2 separate regions of the Homo sapiens genome follow, and region 1 is linked to region 2. A link is an interaction called in ENCODE POLR2A ChIA-PET data of the cell type or tissue named here. Cell type or tissue: GM12878. All regions are shown on one strand. Each heading gives the region's core, and the rest is flanking DNA. Links, peaks and the distances in the headings are about the cores only. Region 1 overlaps LOC105371664 (a long non-coding RNA gene). Region 2 overlaps LOC105371664 (a long non-coding RNA gene).

Region 1 (4,401 bases), core at 313-4,312, 54 kb after region 2:
ATCCTATGAGATTTTTGGGACTTGGCTTGTGAGTTGAATGCCTCATTGAATATCCCTGTTTAAAAATAACTCTAATTTTTGGATTTCAAAGTCATCTATTATATGATTATTTCAAGTGCATTTTGTAAATTTTGGTGTAGAGAATTGGGTAATAGTTTACAGAACTATTTAAGGGTTTTTCAAGTTAAAATGTTTCAAGATCACTTCGTAGTACAACATTTTGTGCCAAAGTGAAAAATGTGAAAAGAGACTTTGAAGGCAGTAAGCTGGGTAAGAAGTTATGTGACTGACTTTAATAATAGAATTCCAATGCAGTTTATAAGAACCCTGCATACCATGGGGGTTTCCATTAGAAAAATACTAAAATTTACTTCTGTGAAATCTAGGGGCTTTTCGATGTTCAGCTGTCACATATGTGGACTGAAAAATTAAATCTTGTTTCATAAGCATCCTGTGTCAGTTTCTTTGCAGTGCAGGAAATAGGTTCAGAAAAGATAAGAAAGATATACAAAATAGCTGTGCAGGATGCCCTGCATACCAGTTCGTACCAATGTGGCCATTTCCAGGAATCAATGGTTGATTATTTTTCACGTGATATACTTAAAACATAGTGACGGGAGGATATCCACATTCAGTCAAGTTCTCAAGCATGTTTGCCGATATCGTCATATGTTCTTGTATTTATTATTAATGCTGACAGGTGGGCCCAGGCAACTGTATGGTATCTATGCTTTCTCTCTGTTTCTCTTTTCATATGTCATTTAGAAAACAGCTTAAAATGATCAACTTCATCTACATTTCACTCTTGACATATGATGCTTCTCCTCAAGAATATCAAAATATCTTTACTAGACAGGTACATAGGTTCAAACATGTATATTATAATATGTGTATCACAGATCCTTAGAAAATACACATTTTTCACGTGTCAATTCTCGTTAATACAACACTATGAGATGGGTATTATTAATTTAGAATGAAATGTCTAGCCTCAGAGATTTTTAAAAACTTAAGTTCACAAATCTAATAAGAGATACATATATTCAGAATTCACTATGTGCTATCTTTTCTGTGTATTCATCCATCCTCACAATGACCATAGGAGGAAGGAACTGCTTAATTAACTCCATTTGACAGATGAGGCAACTACAGGTTTGAAAGGTTAAGTAATTTGCCTGAGTTTACACAATTAGCAGGTTTTAGGGCTAGGATTTTTAGCCCTGGTTGTCTGATTTGATCCCCAGTGACTGTCCAGTTTACCTATTTTCTTTCCCTGGTCATTGGCTCCGTCATGACAGAACCACAGAACATACCCAGGGCTTCCAATGGGGTATCCATTCTAAGATGTGCTAAAAATTTATAAGTATCAGAATTTAATTTATATAAAATCATCGACAAATTGATGGCTAGGGATAGCAATAATTTCCACAACTAGAATTCTTTTTTTCACTTTATCTATTTATTTATTTATTTATTTATTTTTTACCCATGAGAGTAAAACCATAGAAACATCTGCCCCTACAATATATCCTTGAGTAAAAGTGATAGAAAATGTTTTATTTTATTATTTATTTATTTATTTTGAGATGGAGCCTTGCTCTGTTGCCCCAGGCTGGAGTGCAATGGCGTGATCTCGGCTCACTGCAACCTCGGCCTCCTGGGTTCAAGCAATTCTCCTGCCTCAGCTTCCCAAGCAGCTGGGATTACCAGCGCCTGCCACCGCACCCAGCTAATTTTTGTATTTTTAGTAGAGACGGGGTTTCACCATGCTGGCCAGACTGGTCTCAAACTCCCAACCTCAGGCGAGCCGCCCACCTCGCCCTCCCAAAGTGCTAGGATTACAGGTGTGAGCTACCGTGCCCAGCCTAGAAAATGTTTTAGTAACTTGGCACAGCAACTAATGTGTGGAAGAACCTCTTATCAGTTAAAAGGGTGCCCCCAAGAGTGATCAGTTGTTACTAAAAGTATTAACCATAAATAATATAAAACCTCTGTAGGGTATTTCCCTTAACTATTTGAAACATCTACCTTACGTGCATGGCAAAGCCTTAGTTTTGAGTCAACCAAAAAAACCCTGCTGGAGAAGTGGTGGTGAGTTTTTCTGGAGTACTACCCCCTGGCCTTCCTGTCCTGTAAACTGAGGTAAATTCCCCTGCAGTGACCTTCAGAGCTGTGCTTATGAGCAAATGTGCATAGTAACCAACTGCTTTGTCCTCAGAGGTCAATTCTTCTCTTGAACTTCCCCAAGTGACATCTGATATGGGGGAAGTCTTCCAGTTTCTCAAGTTCTCTTTCAGAGCGGTGGTGACTTTTAGCACCCTTTCTCTTTGTTGAAATAAATGGCTCTAAAACTTTGAAAAATGCTGGCAGGAAAGCTAGTAACCACAATTAGTCATAAACTGCATTGATATAGACAGATCCTTGCTCTTTTACTTCCATTGGAGCATTGACTACTCAGAGTAGAAGCCTTAGCTCAATGCTCAAACAGCCTCAAGTCAAGGCTCACACAGTTCTTGAAAATGACACTGTGGCTGCAGACACAAGGCTGCATCCTAAGTGTATGATTAATGCTTGGAAGTTATGTCTTTCTACCAGGGAGGAAATGCTACTGCAAACCTTAACCTTGAAAATTCAGACTGAAAAATTCCAACATAAGTCATAGATACAATTATTAATTAAATGAAAATTGATGTGTAAATCCCCTGCATCTCTCTGGATGACCTTTTTCTAGTGCTCTTGACTACACTGTCTCCAGCGAACCTCCTGGGTAATTGCATGATTATAACATGTATTCCCTGTGTATTTTAATCAGTTACTGGGATGGTTAAAGGGAGATACTTTTGGGCACAGTTATCACTTCCAAGCTGTATTAGCCCCTTATAATGCTTACTCTAAACAGTTGCTAATGTTTTGACCTTTGCAGCTCATCTGAAAAACAGATTTGGCCGGATATGTTGGCTCATGCCTGTAATCCTAAAACTTTCGGAGGCTGAGGTGGGAGGATCATTTGAGGCTATGAGTTTGAGATCAGCATAAGCAACATAGTGAGATCCCTGTCTCTACAAATAACAATAATAATAACTTTTAAAAAAACTATAAAATTTTGAAAAGTGATTTACTTGGCTGTTTGTTATTAAAGTGAGTTCAAATTGAGAATTTAAGTGGAAGCTAAATTAGCATATGAATGATAAGTACTGATTAAAGGCTACTGGAGGAAGAATAAAGAATGAGGAGAAAGTACAATTGGTTAAAGCTCTGTAGGCGAATCTCAGTTCTGGAAATGGCACTGGCATGGGTGTCCATGCTTAAAGCTCAAGAAAAAAACACAACTTACTCTCAGAGGGCTCTCTGCCTGTCCTCACAGCAGCTTTCTGTTGGCTTAAAAGAGGCTTGCGATTTCTAAGTAACTGTAAGTAGGGCAGCAACAGAAGCAGGTTAGACGTTTTTGTTTTTTTTTTTTTTTTGCTTCTTTCTTTCTTTCTTTTTTCCTTTTAGTTAAAACCTTTAGTTACTAAGAAGCAACCATGAAGACTTCTGAGGAATAATGTGGGGAAAGACAAAATTTTATGTAAAGACCAGTTCAAGTGAAAGGAAGAATCTATTACTTTAACTTCTCTAGTAAATTCTTAAGGGTTGGAATGTAACTTTCATCATCTATTCAATTTAGGGCATTTGGTTAGTACATTATGCACACTATTGAAAGCAATGCAGAATTATTATTGTTTTTACTGTTTACCTAGTAGAGAAAGTGCCGCATGCTAATTGCAAAATTATGTTTAAGACACAGCAGAATAAAATTGGTGCTATTAGACCAGTACAGAAAAGTGATATAACATTGAAAAGATGCAGAACTCACAATAGCAGTGTCAAGTTTAATTCCCAGAGGCTACCTTGCTTCCAGTATTCACCGACACAAAATTGTCTGGTGGGTCTTTCATTATAGATGGAATTAAATGAGAGTAGTATTAGTACATTCTTTCATCTACTATTGTAGTTTAAATAAAAACGCTTTCAGTTAGCATATAAAAAACTGTCCTTTGGAAAGCCTGAAGTAGTATACCTGTAATCTGTAGGAGGAAATGAAATTCAAGTTCAATTAGGGGGTGACTTTTAAAAACTTTCTATTTTGATATAATTTTAGACTTATGGAAACCTTGAAAGGATAGTACAGAACTTTTGAATAACTTTCACTCACTCCCCTTAATTTTGGCATCTTCTATAATGATTTTTATAATTAGTGAAACTAGGAAATTAACATTAGTTAATACTATTAACTGAACTACAGACTTTACTCAAACTTCCTCAGTTTTTCTACTAGGGTTCTTTTCTGGCTTACCCTTCAGATTGGCAAAATACTGAAGATATCTGATAGACCAAATGTTGATAAGGATGTCCAATTGG
Region 2 (4,401 bases), core at 140-4,139:
GTCATTGCTGAATGCTCCTTGTCTCTGACGAAAACCCCTTTGAGTCCAGTCCTCTAGCAATTTCCATGCTCTTCCATGGCTCGAGCAGTGGAGCCTTCTACAGCTTCCCAAGTCCAGCTGTCTAGAGACCCCATGTAGTTCTTCTTTCTCTGCTATGCCTGCATTGTGATGGGGTGGAGAATCTCTGCCAAATATGCTGCTTTTTCAGCTCTACCCAGAACTTTCTTATTTATTTATTTATTTTGAGGCAGGATCTCTCTTTGTCACCCAGGCTGGAGTGCAGTGGCACGATCTTGTCTCATTACAGCCTTGACCTCCTGGGCTCAAGCAATCCTCCCCCTTCAGCCTCCCAGAGAGCTGGAACTACAGGTGTGCGCCACCATACCTGGATAATTTTTTGTGTTTTTTGTAGAGACAGAGTTTTGCCATGTTGCCAAGTACCCAGCACTTTCTGTCAGCACCTGGATTCTTAGAACTACCTGGCTGTTTTGTAATATTCCTCCCCTGGGATAAATCCCATTTGGCAGGTTGGGCAATTTGTACTTGTTTTCCATTCTCCTTGAAATGCTCTTCTCATAAAAACACAAAGCTCACCTCTCCAGTTCCTTCAGGTTCCAGCATTGTCTCATCACAGGGACTTTCCCTGAACACACTTATGTAAACCTTCTCCATGTCCATATTCTCTATGCCTTTAACCCCTATTATTTTTATTTTAGTATTTATTGCTGATTGATTTCTATTTCTTTTTTCCTCACTTTCTCTCTATTTTTATTATTATCACTATTATTATCTGTTTCCCCAAGATAATACAAATAATTAAGTTGCAGAAGTTGATAGGATTTGAATGTAGCTCTGTTTGTCTTCAAGTAGATGCTCTATCTGGGACAATACACTGCATGTGTTAAACCCTTTGAATACTCTAAAACACTGTCAAAAACTCATAAACCCACAATAGTAATGACTTTTTAACCAATACAACTGACCAAATATTCATGAGTCTTTGTCACATTTTCTTCATTAATACAGTAAGTAACTAAAGTGGCAAAGTACATGCATCCATTAGAGACACAGTCTAGGTAGGAATTCCAGTATGAAAAATACTGGCCTCCCTGCTTGAGACTGAGTCTAGGGTAGGCAGAATGCCCACCACCCAGATAGACAAGCAATACAGAGATCTCCACTAAGAGGTTTCTGGTCCATGCCGTTTTGCAGCTCCTTCCTTCCTTCCTTCCTTCCCTCCTTCCTTCCTTCCCTCCTTCCTTCCTTCCCTCCTTCCCTCCTTCCTTCCCTCCTTCCCTCCTTCCTTCCTTCCCTCCTTCCCTCCTTCCTTCCTTCCCCCTTCCTTCCTTCCTTCCCTTCTTCCTTCCTCCCTCCTTCTTTTTTCTTTCTTTCTTTCTTTCTCTCTCTCTCTTTCTTTCTCTCTTTCCTTCCTACTTTCCTTTCTTCCTTCCTTCATTCCTCCCTCCCTCCCTCCCTCTTCTTTCTTTCTCTCTATTTCCTTCCTTCCTTCCCTCCCTCTTTCTTTCTTTCTTTCTTTCTTTCTTTCTTTCTTTCTTTCTTTCTGTCTGTCTGTCTGTCTGTCTGTCTGTCTTTCTTTCTTTCTGTCTTTCTTTCTTTCTCTCTTTCCCCCTCCCTCCTCCTCCCTCCCTCTCTCCTCTCTCTTTCTCTCATTCTCTTTCTCCCCCTCCCTCCCTTCCTCCTTCCATCTGTCTCTCTTTCTTTCTGTATTTCATGTAAGACAGGATTTTCTATATTGCTCAGGCTAGTCTCAAACTTCTGGCCTCAAGTAGTCCTTCTGCCTCAGCATCCTGAGTAGCTGGGATTATAGGCATGCACTGCCATGCCCAGCTATGAATTCCAATAGTAGTATTCAATACTATTGTTTAGTTTTTAGTGTTTTTATTTAAAAATTCAATTAAAGTTGAAAATAATAGCAATGAATTTTCATTCCATAAACTTTCTTTGGAAACACTTTTATTAGATTAATGTTAGGCCAAGAACAGCTGGCTACCCAATTTTTATAACAAAACTTTATAGACTTAAGGAAACAGTGGTCTATGCCTGTCTTGATGTTGTAAGGTGACCTGAGTGTTTTCAAGATTACCAAAGTATTATAGAAATGCATGTTAAAATGATAAAGAGAAAAACAACAACACACACACACAAAAAAAAAACACATTGCAATCAAGCACGTCACACACGTCTAGATAAAAATGATGACTCTTTGTGTGGAGTTAGATGTCATTAAAAGCATAGACCATGATTTAAAATAGTTGCTGTGGTCAGACATGTGATACCACAAAGCGGAAGAAGTCTAATCTTGAGCCACATGTATTTTTTAAAAAATATGCCAGTGCCCATTTATTTATAGAAACAAGCTTGGCCATTCATTAGTAACCAAGGCAGGAAGAAGTCATCTGATATTCATGCACAAATTTAGCTATTTCCATTTGAATGAATATAATCTTGAAAGATTTAGTTTTTAAAGGTTCTATTTATTCATAATAATTAAATTTTATGTAAAACATTACTTGTAAAGCATTTTGATATAAGTTTTTTAACACAATTTTTATAATATGATCTTGAGGAAGACAGGGCATTTATTATAGTTATCTGTATAAGTAAATACAGATAAACTAACTAACTAAATAAATAAACTAAATAAATAAAGTAAATAAACTAAAGAAGTTAAATGACTTGTCCTAGGTCACCTATTTTTTTCTTGGTGGAGCCCAGATTCAATTTAGTCCTCTACTCACAAAGACTATAGACTTGGAATAAAGTTAGAAACCATCAAAAAGCATTATCCAGGTCCATTTCTTTGCATACAATCTATACATTATTGAAATGAAATTTATCTCAAGAATCTATTGTCAGCATGATTTGGTATTTCCTGGAATTTTACAATTATAAAACTAGATAGATTCTAGAGATCTAGTCTGGCTATCTCCTTTTATTTTGTATTGTAAACATAGTTCCTTTCTGTTAATCCATCAAAAATTTTTTAATAGTTTATATTTTTAATAAAAAATACTAAATATAGTTCGTTGCAGGTTTGGGCATACGATGCTAAATACTTTTATACTTTTAAAAATGTACAAGAAATTGACAACATCATATATTAGAACAAGCATTGTAACCTCTTGAGAGAGAATATAGCCTAAAGCAGTTCATCCAAAACCTCCCTACATTATATGATTGACATTTGACTCTTTCCAATATGTCTTTAGGTCTTCTTAGCATAGATTCCCTAGAAATACCTCAATAGCAGAATAAAATTTATGTTGGAAGATGATTGAAAGCTTGTGACTAAATTGTTCTACATGGTTGGCATCATGTAAGTGCTCTATCTATCTGTGTATCTATCTCTATCTATTTGGGGTTAAATTTATAGTCCAATACTTTGTAATTTATTTTATAAAAGTCTCACATAACTTTCCTATTTTGAAGTCTCCTGAGTATTAAAATATAATTAATATTTGAATCAAATATATGTTTTGTAACTACCTAGTTGTTAGCAACAATTGCATTATATACCTGAAGTTGAGGGAGTAGAGAAGGATAAAACATTATATAGTGCAGGTTTGAGCTATTATATTGTTCAGAGATGATGCACTAGTTAAAAACTAGAATATTCTTGAAGTGGGACTTGAACTGGGATTTGAAGGATCGATTTGGCTTTGGAGAAAAGAGGTATAGCATTCTAAAAATGGAAGACAGCAAACAAAACAAACAAACAAGCAAAATACATGAGAGTAGAATAAACACCTCTGTGGAGTTTACAATGAGGAGGCTGGGTTTGTCTGTTTACAAGATGAGCCAGACTGCAGAACTTCAGGAGCTACAATCAATGGGCTCTGGTCCGGGTCATCTCTAGGACATGGAATCAAGGTCATCTGGAAAGTGAACACATTGGGCAGCATGTGAAACCAGGATGTTTGACTGTTGGAAGAAAGGAAAGTGGGTAATTCTAATCAAGGGGCCAAAACAAGTACAAGCCAGTTGGTAAAAGGCCACCTATCAGTGGAGCTTGAAGCAACAGTCAATAAACAGACAGTCAGGAGGGCAACAAATTAGTGGAGCTCAGTTAGTGAAGGCCTAGTATCAGTGCCTGGGTACTCAGTAAATTAAGTCCGTATGAGATACTAGTAAGAAGAAAAAAAATGAAAGTTACTCAGTTACAAGGCTGGAATATAAGCAAGCAGCAAGACCAGAGCAACATACTGCCAGTGAAATTATCAACAGAAGAATGTTCATATTCCCCTGTTTCAAGTACAGTGTTGTTCAGAGCCTAGAGACTGGGCTGAACATGTGAATGGGCATACTGAGGCTTCAAAGATAGGGGACATATAGGGATTAGGAGTCAAACGTGCCACTCCTCATGATTTAACTTGAGAGTAT

What was found. ChIA-PET counts read pairs that join two places held together with the same protein. Peaks named below come from ENCODE experiments on the same cell type or tissue, not always from the same donor. Only the 100,000 strongest peaks of a DNase experiment are listed, where the experiment ranks them.
Region 1: POLR2A ChIA-PET joins it to region 2 with 5 read pairs; 4 of 35 experiments call an interaction of 5 or more read pairs at or near these places.

What each region holds. Positions count from the first base shown.
Region 1 is chr1:192,549,105-192,553,505 of GRCh38, reverse strand. All of the region lies in intron 4 of LOC105371664 (a long non-coding RNA gene), which reads left to right. Among named protein-coding and RNA genes, the nearest start is that of RGS1, 24 kb to the left of the region's middle. RefSeq lists an enhancer at 1,948-2,027. In GM12878, for the core only: no CTCF peak of the experiment used is centred there; DNase peaks (open chromatin) are centred at 561 and 2,245; H3K4me3 peaks cover 377 bases; H3K27ac peaks cover 4,000 bases.
Region 2 is chr1:192,603,044-192,607,444 of GRCh38, reverse strand. The region is part of intron 2 of LOC105371664 (a long non-coding RNA gene); the gene reads left to right. Among named protein-coding and RNA genes, the nearest start is that of RGS1, 29 kb to the right of the region's middle. In GM12878, for the core only: no CTCF peak of the experiment used is centred there; a DNase peak (open chromatin) is centred at 2,264; H3K4me3 peaks cover 349 bases.